Regions from separate parts of the Homo sapiens genome. Here region 2 is linked to region 1. The links are chromatin contacts, found by Hi-C or POLR2A ChIA-PET in ENCODE. All regions are on one chromosome and are shown on one strand. Each heading gives the region's core, a stretch centred on a gene start or an enhancer-like site at or near the end of the contact. The rest is flanking DNA. Distances are from core to core; before and after follow the strand shown.

Region 1 (4,892 bases), core at 2,158-4,657:
TTGCGCTTAAGATGAATCTTGAAACCCTTTAGCCATGTCCCACATTTGATTAGAATCAGTCAACCCCTTTGAAAGTTATCATGAAACAAATAGGCAGATAAAAGCAAAATGCTGAGTGGCCGAGGTGAAACAGACCCCTTGTTTTGGTTGGTTATTTGATCTCAACCCATATCCTGTCATTTGGCACATTGTCAGATTTAAGAACTAATTCTAGACTTCCATTTATATGAGGGAAGCCAGTGAACACAATAAGAGGGGAGGGGAAAACCCACATGGTTTGTTGCAGCCATGCCTACCCTCCGCTTTCCTTTTCCTAGTTCCAGAGGCACCTTTCCTGCATTCAGGCTCAAGGCTGTGCCTGCACATATGGACCCAAATCAGTGGACAAAATGTGCTCTTAGCTAGTTGAAGGCTTTTAGCCCTCCCCCTACGGAAACATAACATGTGATTTTCTGGTTTAAAATAAAAAGTTAAGGGGAAGAACTATCAAAGGGAAAGAAACATTTTGAAAAGTTTTTCTTTTTTTTTTTAATAGAAACTTGTCTGACTGTTTCATAATAAAGTTGGCTTAGCAATGTTAGGTCCATTTAAATTATCATCGACAGGTAGGTTAGGGAAGACTATAGGGCAAAATTCTCAAACTTTCAGTATTTTCAGCAGACAAACAAGAACCAAATTATCCACACTCAGGTACTCAGAGAAGAGATGAGGGAGTCTCCTTGGGAGTGAAAGCCAAGGGTCTTCAAATCCATACTATTAAGGAGGGGACCTTGTGAAATTTGTGTTCTCAGGGTGTGTAGATGCAACCAGTTAGAGAACTGCCACGGAAGCAAAGATGTCAGTGTTGGTTGCTGTTCAGATCTTGTGCATTTGAAGAGAACCAGAATTTTTGGTACTTTTGGTAAAGAACTTTTGGTAAAGCACAAATGCATGGTTAGTTAATGAGATTCAATAGTAAAATTCATTACTGCACCTCACCCCCCTCCACAGACAACAAGTTTCTTCTAGGATTGCCCCCTACACCCCCAGCATGTTATTATGAAAAGTTTCAAACAGCACAGTTTTTCCCCAAAGTACCAAACATCACCGAACTGGAACAAGTAGTAGGAATTTGAATCAGGTAGATTCAGACACCAAATTGACTTTGCATGTTTCCTCATGACTTTTTTTTTTTTTTGGGCAGGGCCAGACTTACACATTATTGTGAAAATGTGGCTGTTCATCTTGCTGAAATAGACAAACACGATCTTCTGGCACTTTGAGCACCTCAAGTTTGAAACTGCTAATCTTCTATTTCCTGCCTCTTTCCCCCGGTTCTGTCAATCATCCTCCCACACTCCCACTTCCAAGACCCCCGAATCTCAGAGGCATCTTTTGTGCTCCCTGTCCTTTGCTTCTCCAGGTCCAGCTGGGTGACAGGTCTCCCTTGGAAACATCTCTCCCAGCCTTCCTTGTTCCTTTCTGGTTGCTACTGCCCTACTGCCCCCCAAGTTTATTGAGCATTTTTTCATGCCACATCCCATGCAAAGCACTTTCTACACATTAACTCATTTAATTCTTATAGCAGTCCTATAAGGAAGGTAATTATTATCCTCATTTTGCAAATGGGAAAATAGATCCACACTACTTTTGCCCTGATTGCTGCCCTGTTCACTGCACTCTGGAAATGCCTTGGATCTTCCATCTGGTCCACTGTTTCCCATGTTTTTGTGCCTTCCTCGTCTCTCTATCCATCCAAACTCTGCTTATTTTGCCAGGCCCTGTTCTGGCTTCTACAGCAGGAAGTGATCATTCCTTAAATCAGAGCTCTCACCACCTATACCACTCTCTTGTTCAACCTCAAACAGAGCCTTGCAAGGCATTTCTCTCCCATGTGCACGTCTTATCTTCCAAACTAGATTGCATCCCCTTGGCTGCCTGTGTGTGATAGGTATGCTGTATGGATGTACTGATTGATCATTTTTCAAAAGTAATTGCTGTTTTCATCACTTTTTTTTTTTTTTTAACATATCTCATAGTCATGATGCAGTAATGACGTTGAACAAAAAAGTAATGGTGCTAAGGCTGGGCACAGTGGCTGAGGCCTGTAATCCCAGCACTTTGGGAGGCTGAGGCAGGTGGATCACTTGAGGTCAGGAGTTCAAGACCAGCCTGCCCAACATGGTGAAACCTGGTCTGTACTAAAAATACAAAAATTGGCCGGATATGGTGGCAGGTACCTGTAATCCCAGCTACTTGGGAGGCTGAGGCAGGAGAATCGCTTGAACCCTGGCGGCAGAGGTTGCAGTGAGCTGAGATCGTGCCTTTGGTCTTAAAGGTAGTGTCCCAGTGTTTCCAAGTGCCAGGGTTAAGATCCAAATGGCCATTCGTACTACAAGAACAACCCTTCCCCCTAGATTCAGTTTATTTGCAAGGCCTAACTTCATTTCCTTGAGACCTTCTACTTGTTCTGATCATCATGATCTTTAGAACAAGAGCTCTTCCCTTCTGACTGCCTGTGATGAAAGCATTTTCTGCCCCCCTTCTTAGAGCTTCAGAAACTGACTTTCTGAAGGCACATCTAATGGTAGCACTGGAGGAAAACCCATCCCTGGCATCTGAATTCAACCCAGGTTCATGTTTAGAGCACAAATCCCACTTCTGTTCTTGTAACTTCTCATAATGACCCTTCCCCTCCACAGTGCATGCATTCTATTCAGTTCCTCTTAAGGTGGCCTTTTAAAGAAATATTTTAAATGTACTGTGACAGTGGGATAAATACTGAAGAGTGCAGTTAAACACAAGAGACTTGAACTTCAGATAATGGTCAACAAGATCATTCTGACCGGTGGTTCTATTGAGGATGACAAAAAATGATGCAAAAATATAAAGAAGCTACAGATCCATCAGTTCCCCATGAAATTGAATTAATTAATGGGTTTGTGATTAATCTGCTAGTAGACCCATTTTGCTCAATATGCACTTTCTTCTGGGGGTAGGTATAGGGGCATAGTGTTTGGTTTGTTCTTGTGAGATTAAAAGAGACACCTGGTATCACTTAGTATCAATTGGACTGGGGAGGTGGTGTTAAAGTGCTGAGCGTCCTCCAGAAGAAAGTCTGCACTGTTGTGAATACAGGGAGAGAGAGAGGATGAGTGATAGCTATAAGCAGTGGCCCTCACTTTTCAGAGGCGTGGAGCTGTTGACAGAACAAATAATCACATCTCAAAGACTTTGAAGCTCCTCACATGGTCAGCAGACAAGAGGCCGCAAGGCTCAACCATAAATGCTGGAATTAGTTCTGAGAGCAGAAGGAAGGACTTGCCTTTGCTTGAAGCCAAAACCAATCTGAAACCACAGAACCTCAGCCTGAGGGCTAGGGCTAGGCAGAAAGCTTGCTTTTGAAACCTGAGCTCTCCTTGCAACGGTGGTGGGGGTGGGGGTGTTGGTGTATGTTCCACTTGTACAAGCAAACCCTCTCATAAGTTTGACCCTGAAAAAATTACATAATCCTTTCATCACAGCGGGTTACATTTTCCAAGGGCAGAGCTTTGACTTACAACTGATTATAGGTGTATTGTTAGGACTCCAGCACCCATGCTTGATATGTGTTTGTTTCATTTCCAGTGTTACATGTATTAAGTGTCAACAATCTACACTCATGCTACCTCACGTTTGAAAATTAACTCAGGAAGTCACAAAATGAACTTTTTCCCCTCCTTAGCAATTTCCCATCTTCATTGTGTGATAAAGGTTTTTGCTAACAGCCAAGTACCACACTAGACATTAGGTAGGTTCATGGGCCTGTGGTCTGTTATCAATGTCTTGTGTTAATCCAGGCTTTCTTCCAAAGAGTTTGCAGTGCTTTTTTTCAGACATCATATCATGTCACATCTCTCCTTCCTCCTGTGTTCCCTAATCTCACTTAATGACAACACCATGAGCTCCTTTCCCTCTTCCCTTACTTCCCTGATAGCTTAATATTCCTCCACTATGCCTTTTGCATCTTCCCTCTCTTTCTCACTTTTTCTTTCCCTGTCCCAGGGCAGGCTCTTGTCATTCATACATATATATATATATGTGTGTATATATATATGTATATATATATATACACACATATACATATGTGTGTATATATATACGTGTATATATACTATATATATACGTATATATATAGTATATATACACATATATACGTATATATATACGTATATATACACATATATATACGTATATATATACACATATATACACATATATATATATATATGGTCTCACTCTGTTGCCCAGGCTGGGGTGCAGTGGCACACTTATGGCTCACTGTAGCATCAGTCTTCTGGGCTCAAGTGATCCTCCCACCTCAGCCTTCTGAGTAGCTGGGACTACAGGTGCATGACAACACACTCGGCTAATTTTTTTTTTTTTGTGGAGATGAGGTTCCTCCATATTGTCCAGGCTGGTCTCCAACTCCTGGGATCAAGCCTCCTACCTCGGCCTCCCAAAGTGCTGTGATTACAGGCGTGAGCCACTGCACCCAGCCATGCTCTTGCTGTTTCTTGCTTGGAGTATTGCCATGGTCTCCATGAGCCCATCACTCCTCTCCTCCAAAACCACACTAGTCTCAACTGATTCACTTGTCGTTTGGTCCCTTTGGACTTTTCAAACCTCATCTGTCAGGACCTCTCTCCCTTTTCCCCCACACCATTCCCTGAACGCACTATCCATTTACATGCATTCCTTGGCTCAGCTGTTTACATCATCTGCACTGCCCACCCCCCCACCCCACCGACAACATCCTGCATGCCTATCACAGTTCATCTTAAGTGTTACTGCATGGAAAGCCCACCCTGATTGATATCCATAGGCAGAATTCATCACTGTTCACCCTTATGCTCTGGGAGCCCTTTATTGTG
Region 2 (4,349 bases), core at 1,118-3,617, 67 kb before region 1:
GCCAGTCCACAGAGGAATCTTACCGGTAGGAGATGTCTGTGGGCCAGGTTTGGAAGTGGTGTACATCACATTGGCCAGGACTCATTCACATGGGCACCCCTGACTGTAAGAGCAATTGGGAAATGTAGTCCAGCTCCTGCCTGGGGAGTCCATAGCTGTCTCTGCCATGGGCCCATTCATTTGTTCAATAAATATTTTTGGAGTGTCTGCTGTCCAGGTACTCCATACATTGGTCAGTGTCCAGGCCCATGGACATTGTTTGTGTCCTGTTTGCTGTAGGAATGAGGCATTTTGTCTGTTCTCTAGGTCAGAGCCAGATTTGGAAGGGTCCTATTCAAGTCCAAGCGGAGGTCACTGTGCCTGACTTCTAATCTTTTGGAGGAGTGCACAAGGTGCTGTTACCCCTACAAACACCATAGTTCCCATATCAGTTGGGATTCAGCCCAGAGAAGAGCAACATGCCAATTATTTTAACAGAGAATTTAGCAGAAGGCATTGGTTAAACAGATCTTAGAGGATGGAAGAGGCAGAAAGTGTAGCAGAGATGGGAACTGCAGAAAGCAGAGAACACCCTTAAGACTGGGCTGACAAAGGGAAGGGATTAAGGTTATGAGAACTTTGGAGTTAATACCCTGCAGAGCTGAGACCCAGACACCTGAGGAGGAAGTGCTGCCTGGCTAGTGCTGGTGTCTCAGAGGGGGTACAGTGAGACTGGCTCAGGGACTGCCAAAAAAAGGGACTAGATTCTGGGGCCAATTGCCACTGCCTGAATGTAGGGCTATTATTAGGGAATGCTCATGGAAACAGGAGGAAAGGGAGGCACAAGCCCCTTCTTCTTCCTCCATCCTGCCATTCTCTGTCTCATTCCCCTCCTGGCAGGGCCAAACAGGGTGCAGCTGGCAAAACAGAAATGAGGTGTGCAGAGTCCCAGCCCTAGTATCACAGGGCAGAGTATAGAAAAAGTGGGTTTGAAACTGAGAGACAATAACTTAAAAAATGGTGCGGGGGCTTTGTTTCAAGCTCACACAATTTATGTTTTGGCTACATGGTGCAACCACAGTGGAGCTTCAAGGGGTCACTCACCCAGAGAAACCTCTGAGTATGATCTATTCATTCATTCATTGGTTCACTGAGCACATAACTGAATGCCAGGCATGTGCTTGGTACTGGAGATAGAGCTATAAATAAGGCAGTTCTTGCCCACAAGGAGCTCACACCACACCTGTACACACATGGCACACACATGCACACATATATGCACGTGACATAAATGAAACAAGGAATGGAGAAGCACTGAAAGATCTGGAATTAAAGACACAGGGCTTTTTTATTCTTGGCTGCTGCCACTGAAAGATTGCGTAGAAATGAGTTTAGCTTTTCTCATTGAAGAAAAATGAGAGGAGGAGAAGGTGGCATTTAACACGTCCTTGGCATGGCATGATCATTGATTGTTCTGCTGCCTGGACTTGTTCTACTGATCAGGGGTCAGATCAAGTGGAGGTTGACCTTGACTCAACAGAATGAGAAAAGTATAAAATAAATGAGGGCAGTCAATGTATGCTGGCCTCTTGGAGGCCTCTGCTTTCCTCCCTGGGGTCCAGGAGGAGTCTGCTCCTTTTCTTTGCACCCTTCAGGCATTTGCTGCAGGGTGCCCAGAGCTAAACTTTTTCTTGCATTGGGAAGGTGGTACATTTTCCATGATTCTGTGTGAGTGGAGAAGAAGGGCCCTGCAGGTATGATTTTTTCCTTTAGTGTAACAAGTTTTCCACATGGGTGTCCTCATTTGACATTAATTGAGCACCTGCTGTGTGCCAGTCACAAACAACCAGACAGACTCTGTGGATTCAAAGCAGTGAGCAGTGGGCGCTGCTGAGCCCATCCCTACCCCTCTGATCCAGGCAAGTCACGAGTCATCTGGATACCCCCTTTTTTCGTGTATTGAGCATCATGTTGCAGGGAAGCCACATACTTTCCTTGAGCCTCTGTTTTCTCATCTGTAAAATCGGAAGTGAGATTAGATGAGCTCAGGAGTCCAGCCAGTATTCATTCAGAGCCCACTCTGTGCCATACTCTGCATGTCTCTAGGCTGTCATTATGGTGACCCATTTAACTTAGCATCTCCCATACAGTCCTGATTTTATATAGTTTAATTCCTTTCAATAAAGGGACGTTCTAAATATATAACCAAATGTGATTTAATGTTTTCTGTTTTCTTTAGACATTTTATCTGAGTTGGGAAAAATGAGGCTAAGTGTTAGAGGTGGTGGCTATGGGGAAGTAATGCAGGTGTTTCTGTTATCTCTTGCTGTAACTTAGTGACTTACAGACACATACACTTATTCTTTCTCATGATCCTGTGGGTCAGCTGGGCAGACTGCCAGGTCTGAGCTGACTCAGCAGGGCTGGAAGGTCTAGGATGGCCTCACCTCCATGGCTGGCGTCTCAGCTGCAGCAGCTGCATTGTTGGGTCCTCTCTCCATGTGGTCTTGTGCCTTCCAGGAGGCTAGTCCGGGCTTGTTCACATGGTGGTGGAAGGGCCTGCAGAAGCAAGCAGGAGAGGACAAGCCTGGAAGCACAGGTGTTTCTTCATGTCTCTGCTTGAGTCAGACTTGCTATTTTCTCATGGACCAAAGCAAGTTGCAAGACCAAGCCAGAATCAGCATAGGTGGGGAGGACCCAAGGGCCATTCTGCACACAGTTTTTGCTTGATGTAATAGATACCAGATACATTCTGGAGGCTTGTTTCCACAAGGGGGCTGGCTGGCTAGAGGGAGGCCAACTGTGAAGGTGTCAAGGACATGGAGCTTGATAAGAAAAATGGTGAGGCCATTAAGAGCCAGGAAACCAGAAGGAAGAATAGATTTGACGAATGAGTTTTTTTTTTTCCCATGCAGATTGGGGTGCAGATGGGTCTCACACCAGTGCTATCTAACAGACTGCTTGAAGTCATTCAGCACATTTTTCCTGGGCTCCATCTATGTGCCAGTTTTGTGGATCCCCAGGGAACAGAGGCTGGGGTGGGGGTAGTAACATAGTAGAATCATATGAGTTCTTGACATGGACATGATGGGAGAAAAGATGAATTTACTACAGGAGAGATTCAAGACTGCTAGAAACTAGGGCCATGCATGTATGCACATGCACCACACACACACACGCACACATTCCTGCATGCACATACACATATAGACATGCATGTGCCCATACACATGTATGCTCTCTCACACACTTGTACACACATCTTCATGTGTACATGCTTGTACATGCCACATGTGTATATGCACCACATACATGCATGATCTTCCAGACAGCCTCAGAGGACTCACAGAAGCCCATCCTAGGGGATCTATGAATTGCAGAATAAAAGCTAGGCTGCAGAGAGAGGAAAAGGAAGAGGGCTGACAACAGGCCCCTGGGGGATGGCTGCCCCCCCTTGCTTTTAAGGTGAACGTTGAATCAAGACACCACCATGCTCTGTTCTGCATAATGATTCCTGAAGTACAATTTTGTAACGTCATACTTGTCCCTTTTTTTTAAGAACGGGGTTGACACATGTCTGTTTAAATTAATTTTCCCATCTCTATGGATGCATTTGGGGGAAACAAGTTTTCCTGCTTAAAAACAAAGAGGGTGGGGGTGGAGAGACTGGAAGAAAGGGAGGGGGAGACCTATTTGAAAAGGTTTCAAGATGAGTAGGCCCCTCATTAAAAAAAAAAAAAAAAGAAAGAAAATGAAAGCTAGGCTGCACATTAGCATCAGAAAAACAGCCCTCTTCAGTGTCTGCCAGGCCAGGCCAGGGCCAGGTCCTTTAGTGGCTGTGAATAACAGGCTTTTCTGGAAACTGTGGAAGGCAACAAGCACTGTCCTTGCCTTCCTGCCTGAAGGGCTGAGTTTTTCCTTTAAGTACTACTTTGGTGCTAACTGCCCCCGTTGTTCCTGGATCTCTTGGTCCCAGACACTCAGCAAAAATGTGGCCTCATCCCACCCTCCACCCTCCCCACTACCATGAAAAAGAGACAAGCTGTCAGATGCCCCTCCCTGCAAGCCCAGGGCTCTCCTCCTGTTTCTGTTTAGAGGTTTTCAGCTGACAAGAGTGTCAGCTTCCATCCCAGCACTCAATGGCATTACAGCCAGCTTTTCACAGCAGCGGTGGGTGTGAGGATGCGCTGACCACAGAAAAGCTCGTTTCTGTTTAGCAGAAGCGTGAGGGCGCAGGGTGCCAGCTGCTGCTACAGTCTCTTACAGAAATGGGCACCATTTATTCTCCAAGAGGAAGCTCAGGATGATCTTCTCAGAGGTAGAAGGGCAGCTGATATCAGCACCAGAGAAAACAGCTGGGGGATGAGGGA

The links. Hi-C counts contacts between places; a loop is a spot of excess contacts on that map. ChIA-PET counts read pairs that join two places held with the same protein, here RNA polymerase II (POLR2A). Pooled maps may share reads with other maps.
Region 2: a pooled map shows a loop between it and region 1 (5-fold over the local background). The contact joins two enhancer-like sites. A Hi-C loop is called at or near these places in 1 of 168 maps with a recorded cell type or tissue (endothelial cell of hepatic sinusoid) and 4 of 50 pooled maps. POLR2A ChIA-PET finds 5 or more read pairs at or near these places in 2 of 52 experiments (WTC11 and activated naive CD4-positive, alpha-beta T cell).

What each region holds. Positions count from the first base shown.
Region 1 is chrX:17,611,029-17,615,920 of GRCh38, forward strand. All of the region lies in intron 1 of NHS (NHS actin remodeling regulator), which reads left to right. Among named protein-coding and RNA genes, the nearest start is that of NHS-AS1, 54 kb to the left of the region's middle. Within about 2 kb of position 3,408, at least 2 of the 41 ENCODE cell types and tissues checked have a DNase peak (open chromatin) inside an H3K27ac peak, as active enhancers do.
Region 2 is chrX:17,545,429-17,549,777 of GRCh38, forward strand. The region is part of intron 1 of NHS (NHS actin remodeling regulator); the gene reads left to right. All of the region lies in intron 1 of LOC101928389 (a long non-coding RNA gene), which reads left to right. Among named protein-coding and RNA genes, the nearest start is that of NHS-AS1, 12 kb to the right of the region's middle. RefSeq lists enhancers at 2,104-2,620, 2,502-2,611, 2,621-3,135, 3,651-4,164. Within about 2 kb of position 2,368, at least 3 of the 41 ENCODE cell types and tissues checked have a DNase peak (open chromatin) inside an H3K27ac peak, as active enhancers do.